Regions from separate parts of the Homo sapiens genome. Here region 2 is linked to region 1. Evidence: chromatin loops called from intact Hi-C (ENCODE). Cell type or tissue: right lobe of liver. All regions are shown on one strand. Each heading gives the region's core, and the rest is flanking DNA. Links, peaks and the distances in the headings are about the cores only.

Evidence for each region. Peaks named below come from ENCODE experiments on the same cell type or tissue, not always from the same donor. Only the 100,000 strongest peaks of a DNase experiment are listed, where the experiment ranks them.
Region 2: it touches region 1 in a loop (2.4-fold over the local background); 18 of 110 quality-filtered maps call a loop at or near these places.

Annotation. Positions count from the first base shown.
Region 1 is chr6:3,981,964-3,988,763 of GRCh38, reverse strand. No RefSeq gene overlaps it. Among named protein-coding and RNA genes, the nearest start is that of PRP4K, 36 kb to the left of the region's middle. In right lobe of liver, for the core only: no CTCF peak of the experiment used is centred there; no DNase peak of the experiment used is centred there.
Region 2 is chr6:3,915,882-3,922,681 of GRCh38, reverse strand. No RefSeq gene overlaps it. Among named protein-coding and RNA genes, the nearest start is that of TGILR, 7.3 kb to the right of the region's middle. In right lobe of liver, for the core only: no CTCF peak of the experiment used is centred there; a DNase peak (open chromatin) is centred at 3,181; H3K27ac peaks cover 1,531 bases.

The sequences.
Region 1 (6,800 bases), core at 1,163-6,162:
ATGGTTTTCTCTTTACTTTTGGTTCATTTCCGTGCATTTTGGGGAAAGGAGATAGATAAATGTGCACTTTTCAGCTACCTTTCTGGACAATATTAGCATTTCCCCTTTACTTCTGAATATCCTTTGGACTCTCCTATATTGGAAAAAGAGGGTGATTTATGACTATTTTAATGGAAAACAAAAATAAATCTATAGACAAGTTGTTAGATATATTAAGAGTTTAACAAGGTGAATATTATAACAGCTATACCTTCACCCAGCTACCCTTGCTGGGCTCTAACTCGCTGTCTCTTTCTCTTGTTATTGTTGTTGTTTTCCCCCATGGGTGAGTTCTTTATGGCAGTCTCCACCATTTCCTCATAATCATTTTCCTTTTGATTTCTATATTCTGACATCCAGTTCCCATCATACTGCGGCAGCTGATCTCTCAAAATAAATTCATTGATTTTTTTTTTTATAATTGCAGTTACATTTTTTCTCCTTTACTTTCCTTGCACACAGGACTGTATTTGATGCTGTTAATTAACCCTTCTTTAAAACTTTGTTTTTTGTTTACTTCTGTTTCTTTACTGACTGTGTACAGTAATCAGAAAAATCAGAAAAAGACCTGATTTTCTCTAAATCAGGCCTTTTTCCCTCAAGGATCTTTGTGGCCATTTCCCCTGGTTTTCCTTGAGGAGAAAACTATCTCTCTACATCTCCCTCTTAACCCAACTTCCACTCCGCTATTTTAATAGTCTACTGGATGCTACGGTGAACAATTTAAAAGACAGAAGGACTGGGTGACAAACGTGAGGGAATTTGGACTGATGTCTGCATGTCTGGCTTGAGTAACAGTAGGGACAGCAGTGCTGTTTCACATATACAAGGAACATGAGGGAGAAAAGGGCTCAAGAGGATCATTTTGATTACAACAAACAGGAACAATGGAAACCACCTGACACCAGTCCCAAACCACCAGTGACATTAGTCCAACCACTTTAAGAGAGTCTGAACTAGGTAGAAAGGCAAACTGATAGAGGCTCTCGGGAAAGGAGTAACTACTGAGAAGTCAGCAAGAGAAAAAGTAACTTGACAACACTGTTTTCAAACCATTGCAGCTACCTGAAAAGATCCCCTTTCCTGCTCTGGGAGGCTGTTCCATCTTCAGCATCAGCACTTTATCACAGAAGGCCTAAGCAGGGGAGAATGTTGCCACAGAAGCCAAAGAGGGAAAGTCTTAGTGAAGAGTCAAGAAAGAAAAGTCTTGGAGAAATACTTTTCGGTATGGCAGTGAGGAGTGTGGTGGCCTTCTTGAGAGCACTCTCACTGCCTTGGTGATAGGGGTCATTTTGCAGCATGTTGGCTGCAGAGAAGGCAACCTAAAGAAGGCATTCATGAAATGCAGCCTGCTTCTTGAACGAATCTGGATGAAAGGCAGGAGAATGCATGGCAGCTGGAGGAAAGCCAGGATGCAGGAGGGCATTCCTTAGGGCAGTAAAGTGGACGTACATGCGGGGTTAGAGAGCAACCCAGAAGCAGGAAGCATGAGCCAGAGTCCAGGGTGCTTTGGAAAGATTTAGATAGGGGGTAGGGCCCATCCTTCTCTGTCATAGGAAGCAGGATGTAAATGGAGTTTCTCTGGTTGGCTGGAGGTTGAGGAAGTTTGCTTCCTATGGCTTCTATTCTCATCTACTGAAATGTGAGAAGAGGCAGTGGGAATGGAAAAGCTACCATGGGAGTGAGAGGAGAAACTCAAGATAAATGAAGGAATTTCTGCAAGCAGTGTGGAAAGCTGAACTGAGGCTGGAGCCATGCATTTGGGGTGACATCAGATCTTCAGCGGAGTGCTTTTTTTTTTTCCAGCTTCACTTAATAATGTGAATAAAGATGATTTTGGTATAGGAATTTGCAGGATGGCTAATAGTGGAAAACAAAGGAAAATGGGGTAATAATAGAGCCTGCCATTTCAGAGAGTGATCAAAGTGACTCACAGTGAGATCTAGACTAGAGAGGGCAGAAATGAAAGGACCAAAGAGGAGAAGATGATCTCAGTGGAGATAAAAGGTAGATGGACGAGGAAAACTAGAGAGCTAGAAGGTTGTGATTGGAGATCAGGATGATGACATTTAAGAGCCAGAGGTGAAGTTTAAAAATAGGGATTGTGAGCTGTCCATGTTGGCACATGCCTATAGTCCCAGCTACTATGGAGGCTGGGCGGGGAGGATCACTTGAGCCCAGGTGTTTGAGGGTACAGTGAGCCATGCTCATGCCACTGCCCTCCAGCTTGGGCGATAGAGCAAGACCCCAACTCTAAAAAAAAAAAAAAAGAAGGAAAAATAGGGATTGTGCAATAGAATCAAACACAGAGGTCACTGGATAATAACAAACAGTAGTTTATGAGTAGTTTTTGTGTAGCTTTGTTTTTTTGATTTTTGTTTTTTTGTTTTTTGTTTGTTTGTTTTTTGAGACAGAGTCTCACTCTGTCACCAGGCTGGAGTGCAGTGGCACAATCTTGGCTCACTGCAACCTCTGCCTCCCGGGTTCAAGTGATTCTCCTGCCTCAGCCTCCCGAGTAGCTGGGACTACAGGCATGTGCCACCACGCCCAGCTAATTTTTATATTTTTAGTAGAGATGGGGTTTCACCATGTTGGCCAGGATGGTCTCGATCTCTTGACCTCGTGATCCGCCCACCTTGGCCTCCCGAAGTGCTAGGATTACAGGTGTGAGCCACTGCGCCCAGCCTTTGTGTAGCTTTTTGAGCAGCAACACAATAGTGGATAGAGCTGTAAAGAACACAAGGAGAGGAAGGGAAAATTCAAACAGCTGCGGCTTGTTGGTCTTTTAATGCCTGGTTCTTGATTTTGAATCCACTGCTGTCTTTACAGGAGGGCACTAATTTCCAGCGAAGAAGTGTAAGTTGCTTTGATCGTATCTCATTCTTACAAAATGTAGACTCACCAATGGCTGTTGTTTTTTTCAGTGGGCCTAATGCATATAGCTTCCAGATGTAAAGGTAAAGTACTCCAGTGGATGATTCATTTTAAATTAGAAATTAGCTTAAAGGCTAATAAAAGTTGAAAATAAAATTTATCTCAAACCTAGTTAGGTGTTTTTTCTTTTTGGCAAGAGAAAATGGATATGAGGAAAGTATTCTTCCTGTAGTGGGAGATCAGGGGCAATATGGTGATACCATAGCCATGGCACAGATAAAGTGGGATCTAATAATTTAGTTAATTTTATCTGTTTATTTGACTGTAGGTACTTGAGCATATAGTTGTTTTGTTGTTGTTGTTGTCATTTTTTTAAGAAAAAGCATCGGTGTTCTTTTGTTTTGTTTTGTTTTGTTTTTTTGAGAGAGAGAGGTCTCGCTGTGTTGCCCAGGTTGGTCTTGTACTCCTGGCTTCAAGTGGTTCTCCCACCTTGGTCTCCCAAAGTGTTGGAGTTACAGGTGTGAGCCACTGCACCCAGTCAAGTTTTCCTTCTTAAGTGATAAGAGTGATACTTAGAAAGATACTCACTTGGAAGAAGAGAAATTAAAAATTTTAGCACTTTTTGGCCACCTAAAATAATTGCATGGAAGAGTGACCAAGAAAAACGCTGAAAAAAACTTTTCTTTGGGAAAATATATATTCCTTATATTCCTTAAAGCAAAAATGAATAGAGAAAAATTGGCACCCCTGTTGTGTTAGAAACTATTTGAAAAATGATGAATTGTAAATATTGTCAATTTCAATACTCTGGTTTTGATTTAAAGTTTGAAATCGAGATTTTGTGATGGAATGATTTCTTCTGTTTGTATGGTAGTTAAAGCTTGCTTATTACCACCATACTAGAAACTTGGCCGTAAACAGGAATCTATGTGCCTGGGCAGAAACTACCCCATAAACACGTTGTTATTTTAAAATCTTAAAGGAGAGAGGATATCAAAGTATATTCTTTATCATTTTCTCTTAGAAAATCTGACATTGTGTTTTTGGACTAGTAAGTAGAATAGATATTTAGCAGGAAATTTATATGTAGGCCTTTGGGCTTCAAAAATACTTATCCCTGTGATCCTTTGGGCGTATCTATGATGTCATGATGTTGACGGTGTCAGCATAGTTTATTTTGTCACATTTGTGCTTTCATGAACATAAAACCTTTAATTCGTTTTCTTTAAAAGGTACAGCAGCACCATCTTAGTTAAGCAGAACAAGTTTCACTTCATGTGACTCAATCAATGAAGGAAAATACAACTTTTGATAAAGACACCAGTGAGCATTTTATTGATTAATGGGATGCGTTATTTAGCTTTATGCTTGCAGACAGGCTCAAGATTAGATCTTAGTACATTGGGAAAAACTTCAGTTATACAACATGTCCTAACTTTTGTTGTGTTGACATTCAAGCTAGAGTTTAATACTCCTCTGATGAAGGTATTAAATAATGTAGGTTTCTAAGCTGTATGCAACTAAAGCATATTTGCTTCATGACCAACATCTATATGCTGTGATGTTATCCAGTGAGTGAAACACAGGTCAACTCTACACGAAGCCTTTTTTTGTATTCCTATTTTGTCTTCTCCATCTCTCCTTTCTTATTATAGCATATTTTTTTCACTCTAAGGAAAGAACATTTATGCAGGGCTTGCTTACCCCAACAAAGCATAGCACAGGCAGGGCTGACACAAAATCAACGGGAGAAGTTTGAAAAAAGAGAACTGCTGGGATTAAATGTTCAGTGATTTACTTGTTGTATTAGTCCATTTTCATGCTGCTGATGAAGACATACCCAAGACTGGGCAATTTACAAAACAAAGAGGTTTATTGAACTTACAATTCCACATGGCTGAGGAGGCCTCACAATCATAGTGGAAGACAAAGAGGAGCAAGTCACATCGTATGTGGATGGCAGGAGGCAAAAAGAGAGCTTCTGCAGAGAAACCCCCATTTTTAAAACCATCAGATCTCATGAGACTCATTCACTATTAGGAGAACAGCACAGGAAAGACCCACCCCCATAATTAAATCACCTCCCACCGGGTTCCTCCCACAGACATGTGGGAATCATGGGAGTTACAATTCAAGATGAGATTTGGGTGGGGACACAGCCAAACCATATCACTTGTTGAATGCACTTGGATTGTACGGAGTGGGGCTGAGCTGCTGATGTGTGTGCTTCATCCACTTTGGGGCAATTTTCTTATTGTATAAACTGAATCATGCGCCTGTCCTCATTTGGCTTCACGTTAGAACCAAAAGATGAGAGATATGTGCCCTTTAAATGGGCTTTTAGTCACATTTTATAACATAATAAATCTAATTTTCAATGAATATACCAACGTATATATCTAGAATAAGCCATTTGCTCAGGAAAACATATGTCAACATACTTATATGCAGTAAACGCCAACTGAAGCTTAACTTTTTCTAACAATTCTGAAGTCTCAGAACATTTACTACCTCTTTTTAGGAATTGCTTCCAGAGCCATAAGCACATTTTTATAAATATTGCCAACAGTGATATAATATCTTCATCCATTAACATTAAATTGAATTTTTTGCAAATGATCAAAAGGTCATTCCGAGTAAATTCTGTTGTATAGTGCAGATGATCAAGCTGAGTATTTGCCATGTTTTTATTTTAGAAAAGAGATGTTGCTATAACATAAGTAAATAGATTCTCGTATGTGGCAGATAAATTTACTTGTAATCTGCTCTAGAGTGAAATTATTTTTTACATATAAGCATTGTCATCATTCTAAGGATTATTGAATAATGAATATAAAATGTTCTTGTGTATTTGTGTATGTGTATATAATTTTTTGAAAGTTTCTTTATCCTATTGACCCTTCTCATAAACAGTAGCATATATATATTATATGTAGTAGAATTTATATAGGAACATTGTCTTTTTCCCAGTAATGCTGATTCTAAACTAGATTATGTAAATTTCATGTAACATGACATTAAGAATAGTGGGGTGCTAAAGATATTTAGAAATGATTTCCAAAATTGTTGTATTTCTAACATAGAAGGATATTGTCATTTTAAAATAATGTAAAGAAAAAATGCCCCAAACTATCTCTTTAATAAAGTTTTTTTTTAAAATAAAAAACCATTTGTTCAACACTTTATAATGTATATGTTATTTCTCATACCTGGTGTTTTTTTTCATAACAACTAGAGAAAATTGCTATTATCATTATTCCCATTTGAAGAGGAGCCTATGAAGTTTCATTAGAGGTAAATCATCTTGCTCAAGATCACAGAGCAGTAAGTGTTGGAACTGGAATAAACCTAGATTGTCTGACTCCAAATCTGTGCGTGTGTGTTTAATGTTTTAACTTTTATTTTAAAAGTTCAGGGTACATGTGCAGGTTTGTTACACAGGTTAACTCGTGACTCGGGGGTTTGGTGTACAGATATTTTGTCACCCAGGTACTAAGCATAATGCCCGACAGTTTTTTTTTTTCCCTGAGCCTCTCCCATCTCCCATTTTCCTCCCTCAAGTAGGCTCCAATGTCTGTTGTTCCCCTCTTTCAGTCCATGTGTTCTCATCATTTAGCTCCCACTTGTAAGTAAGAACATACAATATTTGGTTTCCTGTTGCTGTGTTAGTTTTCTAAGGATAATGGCCTCCAGTTCCATCCATGTTCCTGTAAAGGACATTGTCTCATTCTTTTTTATGGCTGCATAGTATTCCATGGTATATATATACTACATTTTCTTTATCCAGTCTACTGTTGATGGGCATTAGGTTGATTCCAGGTCTTTGCTGTTATGAATAGTGCTGCAGTAAACAGACAAGTGCATGTGTCTTTATGATAGAATGCAAA
Region 2 (6,800 bases), core at 1,244-6,243, 66 kb after region 1:
ACAGCACATTAGCAAAATTATTAGGACAAACTGGACTACCACAACCAAATATGTCACAGAGAGCACCCAGTTCTGCCAGGGAAGCCAAGATCAGGGCGCAGTTTTCTGCTCCACGAACAACCAACGTGGAAAGAGAAGTTAAGGAATTTAAAATGTTTGAACATTTAAATTCATGATTGTGACTCAAAATTGCCATTTCTTTTTTGTATTATAGGATACAAAAACTCTCCTCACACCAACTTATGGAATTACTAATTTAACATCCAAACATTCAACACCTCCCTTATTTCAACATCCCACTATTTTCTGGTTGTTGCAGAAAAACAACCAGCGCTTAATTTTACATCTTCAAAAAATGGACATTTCCACTTATTTACAAATGTTTTTTAAAAAGATGATGTATAATTCCTTCTTTCTTAAAAAATATATTTCTAGAATTCTAGAAGCTAACATTTATACAATAGCTGGAAACCGATTTCTCTAGATTCAAAAATATGGCAGACTGAAGTCAACAGATGAGACTTAGTACGGGACGTTAATCAGATTTGGCTTCCTTCTCTCTTTCTTCAGAGGCTGGACTCTACTGGTTTTCAGTTTCTCTGTGTTTGTAGGTGAGTCTTCTTCAGTTTCTTGGTTGGCCACTTTGTTCTTTTGCTTCCATTTTGCCTTTTGTTCCTGCATTTTTTGTCTGAAGAGTTATCCTTTCTGGCAGCCTTTTGTGGCTTAACTTGCACTTTTGCAGGAATAGGTGTGGCTGACAGCCTTGTCCCACTCCCCTTGGGCCCATCCTCTGCTGCCCCCCCACCCCCAGCTTCACTGACCTTCCCTTGGGCATCATGGGGTGCTTTTGATGGGGAAGGAGGCTGCCTGGCTGTAGAGCGGGGAAGCCTTTGTAAAGCAGGTGCTCCCTCACCCAAGCTGTGGGAACCTGCTGATTCTCTTTTTCTTTTTTCTTCTTTATTTTTTAGAAAAGTTTTCGGGGGCAGGCACAGTGGCTCATGGCTGTAATCCCAGCACTTTGGGAGGCCGAGGCAGGTGGATCACTTGAGGCCAGGAGTTTGAGACCAGCCTGGGCAACATGGTGAAACCCTATCTCTACTAAAAATACAAAAATGAGGTGGGCATGGTGGCGCATGCCTGTAATCCCAGCTACTCAGGAGGCTGAGGCAGGAGAATCGCTTGAACCCGGGAGGCGGAGGTTACAGTGAGCTAAGATGGTGCCACTGCACTCCAGCCTGGGCGACAGAGTGAGACCCTGTTTCCAAAAAAAAGAAAAGAAAAGAAAAGAAAAGTTTTCAGTTCACAGCAAGATGGAGAGGAGGCAATGGAGACAGGCCGTACACCTACAGCCTCCACACAGGCACACCCTCCCCCACCATCAACGCTTTGCACTATGTGATGCGTTTGCTACAACTGATGGCCCTCCATTACCACATCATCATCATCATCGTCCCCCCAAGTCCATAGTTCATGTTAGGGTTCACGCTGTATGTGGTACTTTCTATGGGTTTGGACAAATTTATAATGACACATTGTAAGGAAAAATTGTATTTTTCTATCTACACTCACAGAATACTTCTGGCCATCAAATGTGTGGGTTTTTTGGAATGTCCTACAACTCAATTGACTTCAGATACTGTCTACTTAGAGTTGGTGCGGACCCCACAGGTTAAGTGCTCAGTCCCACAGGAATGCTCCCCTACTTCAGTTGCCAGAGGCAAGTCCAGACTGTCACCTGTGCTTCCAAGCTTCTGCCTGTAAATCAGAAACGGCCTCTATCCCCTCCTCAAGTTTGAAAATTTGCTAGAGCAGCTCACAGAACTACTAGAGTACCTGTTTACTATAAAAGGATACAACAGCCAGATGGAGATGCACACAGCAGCACATGGGGAAAGGGTCAAGGAGCTTCCACACCTTCTTCAGGTGAGCCCCCTCCACATGTTCACCCACTGAAAGCTCTCAGAACCCCGTCCTTTTGATTTTTGATGAAGGCATCCACACACACACACACATGATCAAGTCATTGGCCGTTGGCGATGGACTCAACTCTCAGCCCCTCTCTACCCCCAGGACTGGTCAGTGGGCTAAAAATTACAAACCTCTCATCGCCTGGCTGGTTCCCCTGGAGACCTGCCCCCATCCTGAGGCTATCCAGGAGCCCCCAGCCACCAGTCACTTCATTAGTATACAAAAGACCTTGATCACTCTGGGATTCCAAGGGTTTAGGAGTTGTGTGCCAGGAAATGGGGGCAGAGAGTAAATATAGTCGTTCAGTGCAGAGGATGTTTAGGTCAAGGCTGGGCATAGTGGCTCATATCTGTAATCCCAACATTTTGGGAGGCCGAAGTGGGTGAATTGCTTGAGGCCAGGAGTTCAAGATCATCCTAGGCAACACGGTGAAACCTTATCTCTACAAAAAATACAAAATTAGTTGGGTGTGGTAGTGAGCGCCTGTAGTCTCAGCTACGCAGGAGACTGAGGTAGGAGGATCACTTGAACGCCAAAGGCAGAGGTTGCAGTGAGCCAAGATTGCACCACTACACTCCAGCCTGGGCAACAGAGCAAGACACTGTCTCAAAAGAAAAGGATGTTTAGTTCAATGACGGACCACATATACCATAGTGATCCTGAGACAGCCAGGTGGGAGGGGGTCCCGGGAGAAACTCCAATCAGCCTGCCCACTTTGCAGCGGGGAGGAGCCTGGCCCCTCCTCTTCCTGTGTGGAACCTGGGATTCAGGGATTCAAGCTGCATGCGGGAAGTGCACTAGCAGGGATTCTGGCCTAGCGAGAGTCCCTGTTTCCCCCTTTCCTTCCTTTTCATCCAATAAAACCCTGTCTTACTCACCATTCAAATTGTTTGCAAGCCTGAATTTTTATGGCCATGGGACAAAGAACCCTGTCTTTAGCTGAACTAAGAAAAAGTCCTGCAACAATACCATAAGATTGTAATGGAGCTGAAAGTTTTCTGTCATCTAGTGATGTTGTAGGTGTTGAAACATCCAAGACCAACCCATTACCTTTTCTATGTTTGGATATGCAAATACTCGCCATTGTGTTATAATTGACTATAGTATTCAGCACAGTAACATGCTGCACATGTGATAGTAGGTAGCTAGCCAGGCATGAGTGGGGCAGGAGAGGGCTCCCTCCCCCCACCTACCAGGAATGTCAAGTGATCATCAGGTGATAGTCAGGCAGTTGTCACAGTGCCTCTCTAAAAATAATAATTGGCAGCTGGAGCCAGGGAGAGGCAATTTCCTGATGGCCCACAACTGTCACACTAGAGCGATAATTGGTCACAGGCCCAGGGAGAGGCAATTTCACAATATATAAAAAATACTTGAAATTGGTAATTGGCAGCTCAGGAATTCGGTGAGTAGGCTCAGGCATGCACATTAAGAAACAAAATGGCGAAGAAGGACCTTCCTGGGACATTCCGCCAGGGAAGGGAAGGAAGCCTCAGGCAAGCATGCATACAACTCCAGTAAACACACTGCGCATGCTCACCTCCCAAGTATTAACAGGCCACCACACGTGCAGGCAGCCCACCCTAAGGGAGGAACCATGGAAAAGGGATGCAAGACCCTGGAAATATGCCAACATATAAAACCCCGAGTCAAAAAGTCAAATGCCACACTTGACCTTCAAAGTGTCCACTTGGATCTCTTCCAACGGTACTTTCCTTTCTTTGCTACTCTACAGCTTCTTAATAAACTTCCACTCCTGCTCTGAAACTTGCCTCGGTCTCTTTTTCTGCCTTATACCCCTCAATTGAATTCTTTCTTCTGAGGAGGCAAGAATTGAGGTTGCTCCATATGGATTTGCCACCGGTAAATCAGATATTCGCCACCTCTAACATACAGGTTTGTAGCCTAGGAGCAATAGGCTCTACCATGTAGCTGTAAACCAAAAGTCAAATTCTAAGCAACCCCAGCCAATGGAATGGACTCCTCCTCCTGGCCAAGGGCATTCTAAAGTAAATCTGAAACACTAGTTCAGGCCATGATGGGAAGCGGGAGTCGGACACGCCTCATTACACCTTTCTCCCTTTGGGATTCAGGTGCAGCTGGCCAGCATTAACATTAAAATAGAGACTTTGCAAATGACACAACAGACTCTGTAGCAATAAGATACCAACATGACAGATAGCAGACCCTGAAAGAAATCAAAGTATTTTACCCCAAAATATATTTCTTTGACATATTTTGAAATGGCCCTGAAAAGTTGTCTCTTGTAGGGGAAATCTATATTCTGTAAAGAATCCTCCTCCATTTCCAGGTCTTTTCCTGATCTAGGAGAGAATTAACTAAGACTCTGGTACCTTTTTTTTTTCTGAGGTGGAGTTTCGCTCTTGTTGCCCGGGCTGGAGTGCAATGGTGCGATCTCGGCTCACTGCAATCTCTGCCTCCTGGGTTCAAGTGATTCTCCTGCCTCAGCCTCCCGAGTGGCTGGGATTACAGGCAGGCACCACCATACCCAGCTAATTTTGTATTTTTAGTAGAGATGGGGTTTCACCATGTTGGTCAGGCTGGTCTTGAACTCCTGACCTCAGGTGATCTGCCCACCTCAGCCTCCCAAAGTGTTGGGATTACAGGCGTGAGCCACTGTGCCTGGCGAGTCTAGTATCTTTTTACGTCTGATAAAAAACATTTGCAATCTATTCTCTCTGAAACCTGCTACCTGGAGGTCTGGAGGCTTCATCTGCATAATAAGAACCTTGGTCTCCACAACCCCTTATCTTATCCCAGATACTCCCTTCTGTTGATTCCACGTCTTTAGATAAATTTTAGAAAATTTTTGAATCCAGCTATGACCTGAAAGCCCACCTACTTTCAAGTTGTCCTCCACCTTTGAGTTGTTCCACCTTTCCAGACCAAAAAAATGTATAACTCACAGGTATTGGTTGATGTTTCATGTCTCATTATGAAATGTATAAAACCAAGCTGTAGCCTGATGGTATGGGCACATGTTCTCAGGATCTTCTGGGGCTGTGTCACGGGCCATGGTCACTCACATTTGGCTCAGAATAAATCTCTTCAAATATTTTACACAATTTGACTCTTTTCAATCACATAGCCTAGATGTGTAGTGGGCTATACCATCTAGGTTTGTGTGTATACATTCTATGATGTTTGAACAATGAAATTGCCTAACAACACATTTCTTAGAAGCTATCCCTGTCATTCAGTGATGTATGATTGTATATATTTTTTCTTATGTCACAGATGTATCCACCATTATGGTATCATACAGATTAGTTTCACTTACCTAAAAATCCTCTGTGTCTTCCCTGTCCTCTAACCCTGGGCAACCACTGATTATTTTACTGTGTCCATAGTTTTGCCTCTCACAGAAATCTCCTGTAGCAGAAATTGTACAGGATATAGCCTTTTCAAATTTGCTTATCTCACTTCTAATATGCATTTAAGTTTCCACCATGTCTTTTCATGGTTGCCAAGACCAGCTCAGTCTGGGGAGACCCTAACCCAGTGGTGCTAGAGGAATTAAAGACACACACACAGAAATATTGAGGTGTGGAGTGGGAAATCAGGGGTCTCACAGCCTTCAGAGCTGAGAGCTCTGAATAGAGATTTACCCACGTATTTACTGACAGCAAGCCAGTGGTAAGCATTGTTTGTATAGATTATAGATTAACTAAAAGTATTCCTTATGGGAAATGAAGGGATGGGCCAAAATGAAGGGTTAGGTTTGGCTAGTTATCTGCAGCAGGAGCATGTCCTTAAGGCACAGATCACTCATGCTATTGTTGGTGTTTTAAGAATGCTTTTAAGCGGTTTTCCGCCCTGGGTGGGCCAGGTGTTCCTTGCCCTCATTCTGGTAAACCCACAACCTTCCAGCGTGGGTGTCATGACCATCATGAACATGTCACAGTGCTGCAGAGATTTTCTTTATGGCAAGTTTTGGGGCCAGTTTATGGCCAGATTTTGGGGGGCCTGTTCCCAATAATGGTTTGACAGCTCACTTCTTTTAGCAATGGATAATATTTCATTGTCTGGAAGTACCACAGTTTATTTATTAACTCACCTACTAAAGAATGTTTTGGTTGCCTCCAAGTTTTGGCAATTATAAATAAAGCTGCTATAAACATCCATGTGCAGGTTTTTAAGTGGACCTAAATTTTCAACTTCACTGAGTAAGTATCAAAGAACATGGCTGCTTGTATGAATGTTTAGTTTTATAGGAACCTGCCAAACGGCCTTCTAAGTGATTGTACTGTTTTGCATTCTCACCAGCAATGATTGAAAGTTCCTGTTGTGTCACATCCTCTCCAGCATTTGGTGTTGTTAGAGTTTGCATTTTAGCTATTCTAATAGGTGCATAGCAGTATCTCATTGTTTTAGTTTCCAGTTGCTAATGACAGATGATGCTGAGCATCTTTTCATATGATTATTTTCCATCTCTATATCTTTTTTGGTGAGAAATATGTTCAGATTTGTTCCCGATTTTATAACTGGGTTAATTGTTTTCTTATTGTTGAGTCTTAATTATTTTTATGTTTGTTTTGCATATTTTGGATAACAGTCCTTTATCAGATACGTGTTTTGCAAATTTTTCTCCAGAAAAAAATATGTACTTTTTTCTAATTTGGTCTTGAGGACTCTCTCTGCAGAGTGGCTATAAACTCTAGCCTCACCCTACTGGAGCTCCAGCAGGTTTGGTTGTGGATGTTTGCAATGTGCCTTTTGGGGGGTACTTCTTTATCCTGGCAGATGGCCTAATGCCAAAGTGTCTGATCTGTGAGGAGGTATCCTTCTCACACAACAAACCTGTTTATACT